Linked DNA regions of Homo sapiens: region 1 is linked to region 2. A link is a loop called in an ENCODE intact Hi-C map of the cell type or tissue named here. Cell type or tissue: CD4-positive, alpha-beta T cell. All regions are shown on one strand. Links, peaks and the distances in the headings refer to the core of each region. The heading gives the core; the rest is flanking DNA. Region 1 has its middle 9.5 kb from the start of LINC00345. Region 2 has its middle 35 kb from the start of NEK3.

Region 1 (5,377 bases), core at 278-5,277, 410 kb before region 2:
TCAATGACTAGTGAAAAGCTGAAAAACTATGTTATGCATGGTATTCATAATAGCGTAGAAATACTAAAAACAGGTTAACTCTTACAAAGTTACAAAATCACAGCAAAGATATTAAAATAGCACATTACCTTAATGGTACAAGCAATTTCAATTCACCTTAATGAATTTCTTTCTCATGATATTTAATGTACCCCAGATTCTTTTCTAACATTATTTAATTACTACATGAATTCTAAGAAACACTTTAGATCTAGTAAATAATACATCTTGGAAAGATCTAAGTGAATAAATAATACATCTACAAAGATTCAGAAAAATTGAGAATATTCTGTCCATCTGCATGAAGTAATCAGTAGTTCATGCTAGTGGATGACACACAAAAAGGTAAACCATGAAGCCACTTCTCCCAAGTGGCAGGATGGCAGAACACGAATGTCATGGCCCAGGTGAGGCTTACATGCTCTGTCACTACTTTGCTTTTCCAGCAAAATGTATCCTATTCTGCTGTTTGTTTTATACCATTTTCCATCATACTTGTCTATGTACTTGACAAGCAATCAAATGTAATTTTTAATTGCTTTTTAGTCACTAGAATTGCCCATATACGTGACTTCATTTCCCAATAAATGTCTGTAAATCTGTGTCTTTTATGTTCAAAGTAATCCTTTCCCCTAAAATCAACTATGAATTAACTTTCAATGCCTCTGTGTAAAAAAAGTACATAAGACTGTTTCCAACAAAATCAGGGGGCAGCATAAATAGCTGCAATGTGTTAATGAGACAATAACACCACTGACTGCCCACTGCACACTGAACAATTTACACCCTCATCTCATTTAATTTCCTCAATGACATCAGGATTATCCAACAAGGGCAGTCATGTGTCTCAGCAGGTGTATGAAAACCTGTAATGAGGAGTCCAGGAATGGTCAATATTTGGAAATCCAACTAGCCAGGCCAGCAATGGCCTCAGTTTTCTGAGGTTTGCGCTTTGTGAAATAAGCCTGCAGAATAAACCCAGTTGTCCAGCAGTTTCAGCTACCTACTTCTATTCACTTGTGGCTCTACTAGCAAAAGTATTAAAGGATTATGGACATCTTTCCAAAGGCAGTGTACTAGCTAAAGGCACAGAAAGAAGGAGAGAATGAGGCTGGATGGGCTTACTGGGGGCATAACTCATCGTGAGGTTTCCTGATCTGGGTGAGGGATGATGTGTGTGGTATATACTGGATGTGGTATTTCCTTTCTTTTTTCTTAGGTGGATTAAGAGCTGTTTCGTCAGGCCGGGCACGACAAAACAGGGATCACGCCTGTAATCCCAGCACTTTGGGAGGCCGAGGCAGGTAGATCACAAGGTCAGAAGATTGAAACCATCCTGGCTAACATGGTGAAACCCCGTCTCTACTAAAAATACAAAAAATTAGCCGGGCGTGGTGGCAGGCGCCTGTAGTCCCAGCTACTCGGGAGGCTGAGGCAGGAGAATGGCATGAACCCAGGAGGCAGAGCTTGCAGTGAGCCGAGATCACACCAGTGCGCTCCAGCCTGGGCGACAGAGCGAGACTCCATCTCAAAAAAAAAAGAGCTGTTTTGCCTCTGCATCTTCACAACACAGCCTAAAACAGCCTCAAACACAGCCTAAAACAGCACTTTAGGAGGCCAAGGTGGGTGATTACTGGAGCCCAAGAGCTCAAGACTAACCAGGGCAACATGGTGAAACCTCATCTCCACAAAAAATACAAATCAATAAACAAATTAGGTGGGCATGCCGGTGTGTGCTTGCAGTCCCACCTACTCTGGAGGCTGAGGTGGGAGGATTGTTTGAGCCCAGGAGGCAGAGGCTGCAGTGCCACTGCACTTCAGCCTGGGTGACAGAGCAAGAGCCTGTCTCAAAAAAAACAACAACAGCAAAAGATGAACATACGTGCATGTTTATATAATATATAGGTAGATGATATTAGTGTAACTGTATAACACTATGTGAAAAATGAAGCTTTAGTCCCCTTGGAACACACAGGTGAGTATGACTTGTTCCCTGCTTCAAGGGGCTGGTGATCTAGCAGAGATCACAGATGTGGAGCAGGTAAACTAACAAGATAGGCAATGCAACAGGTGCCAGGCCTGTGGAGGCCCAGAGAGGTTGCACCCAGATGGATGAGTTTCCTAGATTTCATTAGCTTCTTCACAAGCGCTTTAGTGCCCAAAGCCAAAGGACAAAGTAAGAGGGAGGAGCATGGAGAGGCCCACAGCAGGAGGACTTACGGGAGATGGGACTGAAGACGAAGTGGTTTCGTGTCCTTCAAATTAGATTGTCTAGGTACTTGTCTTTCCCCTCCACGTAAGATGACTCATTCTTAGTATATTCATGTGTAAAACTGCTTTGGATTTTAGGTACATGGAAGACCAGGATCATGTCACACTAGTGTGTATTGCACAGCATATGACATAGAACTATGTTGAAACAGTGCTTAGCACATGACTTTTGGAGACGACAGAGATATGACCAGGCAGAACTGTCCTCAGGTCAATTTCTAAAGTGCATGAGAGTACTCTGGTTCCCCCAGCCCATCCTCTTGCCTTCTTGTACTCATTCTCCCCCGTCCCTTGGCCCCTCTCTATGTTGCCTTTTAGCTTCTCAGAGCCTCCTTGCTTTGGGTCTCACCCAGACCTGACACCTTTGCCGAGACCTCTCTAAATTAGCCTTTCGTCCCCTCTCCTACCTGTCAAACTGCTCTCTCATCTATCCACCAAGGGGAGGGCTATGTTGTTAAACTAACACTAATGTATGAAAGCCCACATTGCTAGCTAACACTTGTACTATCTCATAAAAGTTAATTTTTAAAAGAGGTGCTTTCAAATTTCAATAAGCAAAGGCTACAGCTGAGATTATTTTCTTTTTGCTTTCCTGGCCTCTGAAGTTATGCTTTCAGGAAACTGCTTTCTGTCTAAGTGTTAACCCAAGCTGGCCCTTAGATGCATTTGTTATGTTCAAGTGCCCTCTGGAGGCAAAAATAGTCTCCTGTTAGATAAAAGACATGCCTGCCAATGACCCACAAATTACTGGCCCCTGTGCTGTGGGGTCCATTCATTCCCGTCTTTGTGCATTCCCAGCACAGCCCTGCCTCAGGGCCTTCAGCTTAGGCATGGAAAATTCTTTGGCCTGGAATAGCTGTCCCAAAGACTGTCCCATGACTGATTCCTTCATACCATCCACTTCAGCTCAGCAGTGCTTTCTCAGCCGTGCACCGCATCTAGCCAAGTCGACCTTCCCATTCTGTCATGTAGCGCTGTTTCCTTGTCTTCCGGCACTCAGCACTATCTGAAATAATCTTCCATTCACTCAACACGTTCATCAAGTGCCTGACCTAGGCCCTGTCTCATGCACTTGGGATAGATCAAGGTACAAATGCAACAAGTTCCCTGCCCTGGCGGAACGTACAGGTCTTGGGAATCACATTGTTTCCTTTTTCATCATCAGCCTCCCCGCTGGAATGTAAGCTCAGTGAGAGTAGGGATCCCTCATCGAGGGGGCAGCCTCATTTACTACCTTATCCCAAGAGCCTGGAACTGTGCCTGGTACATCCTTCATGGTCAATCAATATTTGTGGAATGAATAAACAAATGTTTATATTAGCCAGGCACAATGGCTGAGGTGAGAGGTTAGCTTGAGGCCAGGAGTTGGAGACCAGCCTGAGCAACATAGTGAGACCTCTGTCTCATGAAGAAATTTTTTTAAGTTTATATTTTCTATCAGGATACACAACTAACATTTTAAACTTATTTTGCTGTGACAAAGTTCATTCATTCCATTATCACAAGTCTACAAAATGAGACAAACTGTATACCTCATTATTATTCAAATGATCAATAACAACCATAGTTAGCATTTATTGACCACTAAGTATTAGACACTATAATAGTGCTTTATTTGTATTTTCTCATCTTCACAAAATTTCCTGAGGCAAGTAACACCATTTTTCACTTTTAAGATGAGAAATTTGAGGCTTACAGGAGCTTCTCACTATCACAAAGTCATCAGGTGGGAGAGCCAGCTTTTGAGGACCGGACAGTCGACCCAGAGTCCATGCTGTCAGCCTCCTCCACACAGCTACGTTCACATCAGGAAGTCTGTATTACTCAGCGGCTCCCTCTACCATCCTCTAAAGAAATCCTGCACTCTCTTAGCAGGGCCTGTGAGACCCCTCAAGATCAGCCCTGCCTCCTTCGCTAGTCTCCTTCCCATTACCTCTCCTCCCACCCTGACGGGAGCCCCTGCAGCTCCCAGACACGGCCATGCCTTCCCCCACCTCCTTGCCATCCAATGCTGCGTTTCCTTCTTCCTCCCTGCCTAACTCCTACTCCTACTTCAAGGCTCAGCTCTTGCCCCAAGCTCTAGAACCTTTCCTGGTCCTCTGGGCTGGGTTCTGTGCCCATGCTCTACTGCTCCCAGCCCCCTGTGCCTGGCTTTGTGATTCTCAGTGAACGAAATGAGGTGCGGCTTTTCATCTCCAAATTTCTGGTGCTTAATTGGAACAGAGAGATTGACTAAATACTTTGAATGACAGAGCATTTAAGAATTGGCCATGTTTTACAAATTTAGGCACAGTGAGGCAAACAATCCCATTGTAAATAAGAGGGTTAGTGCTGGGCACGGTGGCTCACACCTGTAATCACAGCACTTTGGGAGGTTTAGATGGGAGGATTGTTTTGAGGCCATGAGTTTGAGAACAGCCTGGTCAATATAGTGAGACCTCCTTCTCTACAAACAAACACACAAACAAAATAATTAAAAATTAGCCAGGCAGGGTGGCACAGGCCTGTGGTCTCAGCTACTTAGGAGGCTGAGGTGGGAGGATCATTTGAGTCTCGGAGCTCAAGGCTGCAGTGAGCTATGGTCACGCCACAGCACTCCAGCCTGGGTGACAGAGCAAGACCTTGTGTCTTAAAAAAATTAAAAAAGGTTAGAATGTGGCCCATGGAAGTCCTCAAAGGTACAATCGCATGAAGCTGAGAAGCAGCAGCATGGAGCAGGGGGTACTCAAAGCATCAACTGGCAGAACCAGATCTTTCCTCTCATTCCCACCCCAAGAGACTTTTCCGATTCATCCAGCTGGAAGCAGAGAGGCTAGGATTTCCCTCTCAGGTGTCTGATCCAGAGCTTGCATGCTAATCTCTAAGGCAATGGCATCTCAACTCTGCTGGACCTTTATTTGTGTGTCCTTTCAATGGTTATATTTGCCTGTGTTTGCCCAGAATAACTAATTTAATGAAAGCATTTTAAAAAGATGTTTATAAATGGCTAAATATCTAGTGATAGGTGCCATACAAATATTTAGATACCAACGGTCTAAATCCAGATTATTTTTACTGGGGGAACCAT
Region 2 (5,377 bases), core at 225-5,224:
AGGCTGGTTGGGAACTCCCGACCTCAGGTGATCTGCCCACCTCGGCCTCCCAAAATGCTGAGATTATAGGCCTCAGCCACAGCGCCCAGCCTTAATATTCTGATTTCTTAACATTCTTTCATTTTCCTGAGCTTCTGAATGTAGCAATATATTAACACTCTATAAACAACAACAATATATTCTCCTGGACTCTTTGATAAGGTTGACTAATGAAAATTCACTCACGTCCAGAAGTAGTCACTGCTGAAAAAAAAAATGGTTTTGATGTTCTCTAGAAGTGGCTACATTAGAAATCAGAAGCTATCCTTATAAAGAACGGTGTTGTTCGCCGAGCACGGTGGCTCACGCCTATAATCCCGGCACTTTGGGAGATCAAGGCGGGTGGATCACGAGGTTAGGAGTTCGAGACCACCCTGGCCAAGATGGTGAAACCCCATCTCTACTGAAAATACAAAAATTAGCCGGACGCGGTTGCGGGCGCCTGTAATCCCAGCTACTCGGGAGGCTGACAGAGCAAGACTCCGTCTCAAATAAATAAATAAATAAATAAATAAATAAATAAATAAATAACAGTGTTTACTAACCTTCTAGATAATTTAGCAACCTCATCCAAAATTGTTTTTTTTTTTTTTTGCATAGGTTCCCTGATTTTAAATAGACTTTCAAATTCCATTCCACATTTCCATTTTGACTGTAACAGCTACAAACACTTCTATAGTATTTACTGTGTGCTACACTCGGCTGTAAACACTATTCCATATTTAACCCATTTAATCCTCAGAGTATGCCTGCAAGGTAGGTGCTAACATGATTCCCTTTTCCACAGATAAGGCAACTGAGACCCAGAGAGGGTGCGAAAACTTGTCCGGAGTGCCACAGAAAGGGGCGGAGCCTGGCTGCCTGGTTGCGCCCATCCTGCAGCACAGCAGTGCTCTGCTGTGTCTACTCAACACCTGAGCAGTGGAGGCTTAGTGTGACTGCTTTATGCTCCTGCTTTTTATTTCTTTTCTTTTTTTTTTTTTTTTTTGTTTTTGAGACAGAGTCTCGCTCTGTTGCCCAGGCTGGAGTGCAGTGGTGCAATCTCAGCTCACTGCAAGCTCCGCCTCCCGGGTTCACTCCATTCTCCTGCCTCAGCCTCCTGAGTAGCTGGGACTACAGGCGCCCGTCACCACGCCCGGCTAATTTTTTTGTATTTTTAGTAGAGACAGGATTTCACCGTGTTAGCCAGGATGGTCTCAATCTCCTGACCTCGTGATCCGCCCACCTCGGCCTCCCAAAGTGCTGGGATTACAGGCGTCAGCCACCGCGCCCGGCCCTCTTTATGACTATTTTTAAACTATGATGAAAATTAGAATATATAAATAATCCTTTAATATCCATAAGACTTTGCTTTGTGTATGTTCATGATCAAATTAAAACGTAACTTTTGAGTCCTCACAGGTCGAAAGCACAAGCTCCATTATCAAGAGTAATACAACACCCTCCTAATCTCCACATAGCACAGAGGCAACTCCTCACTATTTTTTTTTTTTTTTTTTGAGACGGAGTCTTCCTCTGTCGCCCAGGCTGGAGTGCAGTGGCGCGATCTCGGCTCACTGCCAGCCCCGCCTCCCGAGTTCACGCCATTCTCCTGCCTCAGCCTCCCTAGTAGCTGGGACTACAAGCGCCCGCCACCACGCCCGGCTAATTTTTTGTATTTTTAGTAGAGACGGGGTTTCACTGTGTTAGCCAGGACGGTCTCAATCTCCTGACTTCGTGATCCGCCCGCCTCGGCCTCTCAGAGTGCTGGGATTACAGGCGTGAGCCACCGCGCGCGGCCACAACTCCTCACTATTAAAAAGAACCATGGTAAGATCTGAATCCTGCACTTAGCGGGAACCTGCGACACGAAAGCCTGGCCAGCCCTTGGAGCCATGCAGGGTGCAGTTAAGCCGGGAGCACCATGTACCACTGGCCTGCCTCGCGGCTTCTGCCTTCCCGACGGCAGCAGGAGACAGAGGGGCGGGAAAGGCTGACCGGTGTCACCTCCCACTCACCCTCTGATTGGGTCTAAGCGGGCAGCGGCAGCCGCGGGGCTCACTACATCCTGGGCTAGTCGGGCAGCACAGGCACACGCGCCCCCGAACGGCAGGGAGGACAAATTAAAACTCTCCTTTAAGTTCCCTAAGTGGGAACTCGCGAGAGCGCGTCAGCTTTTACCCACGCTCCCGCAGAGCCGGTTCCCTGCACCTGGCTCTGGCCGAACTCCCCCGGCCTGGGCTGGCGGCCTCCCGCGCGCCCGCGGGGAATCTGAGTAGCTGGATTTACAGGCGTGCGCCACCACGCCCGGCTAATTTTTGCATTTTTAGTAGAGACGGGGTTTCACCGTGTTGACCAAGCTGGTCTGGAACTCTTGACCTCAGGTGATCCACTCGCCTCGGCCTTCCAAAGTGCTGAAATTACAGGCGTGAGCCACCGCGCCCGGCCTAAAATCACTTGTGAAAAATGAAACTTAAGTGTTATTTTGACTCTACATCAAGAATAAAGACTGAAAAGAAACGCTATTTCATCGGGCAGCAGGTCCTATGGTAATTTTTTTAAACCTCTTTGGTTTGAGAACGTGATGAACGCTATAGACCCTTTCCCTCCAAACAACGCACAGTAAGTGTCTGTTAAAGAACAGACTGATCGGCTGGACGCGGTGGCTCACTCCTGTAATCCCAGCACTTTGGGAGGCTTAGGCAGGCAGATCACGAAGTCAGAAGTTCGAGACCAGCCTGGCCAACATGGTGAAACCCCGTCTCTACTAAAAGTACAAAAAAATTAAAAAAAAAAAATTAGCCGCGCGTGGTGGCGCACGCCAGTAATCCTAGCTACTCAGGAGGCTGAGGCAGGAGAATTGCTTGAACCCGGGAGGCGGAGGTTGCAGTGAGCTGAGATCGCACCACTGCGCTCCAGCCTGGGCGACAGAGGGAGACTCCGTCTCAGAAAAAAACAACTTAAAAACGGACTGCGTCTGTAGTTTTTGCACAACTGATCACGCCCTCCACTATCTCGTTCGGCGGTCTCGGCGGTTTAGGATCCTCCTAGGCCAGCGAACCTTGCTGAACACTGGCGAGGACTCAGTCTCCAGGAATAGAATCGCGGGGTGGGTAGGGTCGCCTGGAGGTAGCTGGCTCCGCCCGGCCCGCGGGCGAGTCCGGAACACAGTTACCCACCCCTGTTGCCCACCGGAAAGCAAAGGGAGGGGAACAAGCCAGACCGGAAACGGAGGAGAGCGCGGGGGATGTGTTTGGCATGGGGACGCACTGTTACAGTTGCGCTCCTGGTTGGCTTTGTGTTTCCGCGGTGTTGGTAGAGTCTCGGTGTTTCTACCTCTTAGCACCCTTTCCTGCCACCCTTTGTCCTGTGGAAGCCCGGAGACATCAGCGGCTGCAATTTTGCTACTCGCTGCTCGGCATGGAACGGTCAGGTACCGCAGTTCAGCGCTCTTGGCCCCGCAGGTCCTCGGGCATCCCCGTGCCCCGTGCTGTACATTCAGTTATCCTCCGACTTCCCGGGGTCGAAGGTATTACCTGCTGGGTTTTAGAATCTATTGCTTTACATCTGAGAAAAGAAAAATCCCAGAAAGATAAGATGACTTGCCCAAGATCATAGCGTGCCTGGAAAACAGTGCTCCGATTACAAGCTGGTCGCTGTGCCTCATTCGTCTTGTCATCAACTCCTGTCAGTTTATCCAAGCTCCAAAAGCGAAGTTGTTTTAGCTTTTGCTTCCCAAGATTTATTTGATAGTCTCATTTCTGTTTCCTTCGTTTATTCTTTCGTTCATTATTGGAAAACTTTACAGCGTGCCAGTACTGGTCATAAACCCCAAGTAAGACAGTCTTGTCGTCACGGAGGGTGTAGTTCCAGCAAGTAGACAATACAAGTGCTGTGTAGTGAAGTAATTGCTGAGATAGTGTATGGAAGCACAGAGTACACTATTCATGCAACAAGTAATTGCTAGAGGAGCAAATAGGGACACCTAACCATTGCAGGGGCGACTCAGGATATCCTTTCTGGAAGAAAAGTCTGATGAAATCTGAAGGACCACTGGTTGAAATTAGCCAGGAAAGAAAAGATGTTGCAGCATACTTGGTTTTGCTATTTATCCTCCGAGTACTTTATTGTTATGAAAGCCTAATTCCACTGTGTAACTTCCATGCATAACACTCAGAAGCCAGTTTGGTTAAGTACAGTGCTGAAGCAGATTAGTAGCAGTGAAGATGGGAAGGACCAGCTGAATGGAGGAGAAAAATTGCCCAGGTAGAATTAAGGGGATGTGACATCATGGGATAATGGTAGGGTGGTCAGAGAGAGCAAAGATTTCAACTGGCTGCGTTGGAGTTGGTATCCTTAATGTTAGCAGAAGAATGCAGATCCGGGGTTGAGAAAGATTTTTACATATGTTATAGTTTTTAGAAAACAAACAAAAAAAATCTGTTTATGTCAGGGGCATTTTAATATAGAAGTGTGAAAAATGGAAAGTCAGTCTGAAAGGGGACGTCTTGAATGTCGTTTTGAAGGTGTTGCATTTGAAGTACTGATGCGATGCTGTCAGTGGAAACAAACTCAGGTGGGAGGTTAGGTTTAGAATTTTATTATATTAGTGTTATGGAGTTATTTATACATGGTTTTCCTATAATGTAGATTGCTTTCTGTGGTATGATAGCAGTCTTGAAAGAAAACACGGTAGTAAAGATTATATGTGAGATTCATTCCCCTGATTACCACCTTTCTGTAAAAATACCTTTAGTATTAACTATTTATTTAGAGCCGGAGTTTCGCTCTTACTGCCCAGGCTGATCTTGACTCACCGCAACCTCTGCCTCCCATGTTCAAGAGATTCTCCTGCATCAGCCTCCCAAATAGATGGGACTACAGGCATGCACCACCACACCTGGCTAATTTTGTATTTTTAGTGGAGATGGGGTTTCTCCATGTTGGTCAGACTGGTCTCGAACTCCTGACCTCAGGTGATCTGCCCCCCTCAGCCTCCCAAAGTGCTGGGATTACAGGCGTAAGCCACCGTCCCCGGCCAACTTTATTTATTATTATTATTATTATTATTATTATTAATTATTTTTGAGACAGAGTCTTGCTCTGTGTCCCAGGCTGGAGTGCAGTGGCACGATCTCGGCTCACTGCAACCTCTGTCTCCTGGGTTCAAGTGGTTCTTGTCCCTCATCCTCCCGAGTACAGTAGCTATGTTACCTATGTTACTTAATCCTTACAATCTTAAAGGACAGGCACATACCACCATGCTGGGCTCATTTCATGATTTTTAGTGGAAACGGGGTTTCATTATGTTGGCCTGCCTGGTCTCCAACTCCTGACCTCAGGTGTTCCACCCGCCTCA

What was found. A loop is a pair of places that touch in the nucleus more often than their neighbours do. Peaks named below come from ENCODE experiments on the same cell type or tissue, not always from the same donor. Only the 100,000 strongest peaks of a DNase experiment are listed, where the experiment ranks them.
Region 1: a loop joins it to region 2, with 5 times the contacts of the local background. A loop is called at or near these places in 3 of 110 quality-filtered maps.

What each region holds. Positions count from the first base shown.
Region 1 is chr13:52,607,140-52,612,516 of GRCh38, reverse strand. No RefSeq gene overlaps it. Among named protein-coding and RNA genes, the nearest start is that of LINC00345, 9.5 kb to the right of the region's middle. In CD4-positive, alpha-beta T cell, for the core only: CTCF peaks have their summits at 2,861 and 3,060; a DNase peak (open chromatin) is centred at 2,996.
Region 2 is chr13:52,192,328-52,197,704 of GRCh38, reverse strand. It overlaps the pseudogene MRPS31P5. Among named protein-coding and RNA genes, the nearest start is that of NEK3, 35 kb to the right of the region's middle. RefSeq lists enhancers at 2,899-2,948, 2,989-3,038, 3,079-3,348. In CD4-positive, alpha-beta T cell, for the core only: no CTCF peak of the experiment used is centred there; DNase peaks (open chromatin) are centred at 2,104, 2,694, 3,234 and 3,884; H3K4me3 peaks cover 2,830 bases; H3K27ac peaks cover 1,316 bases.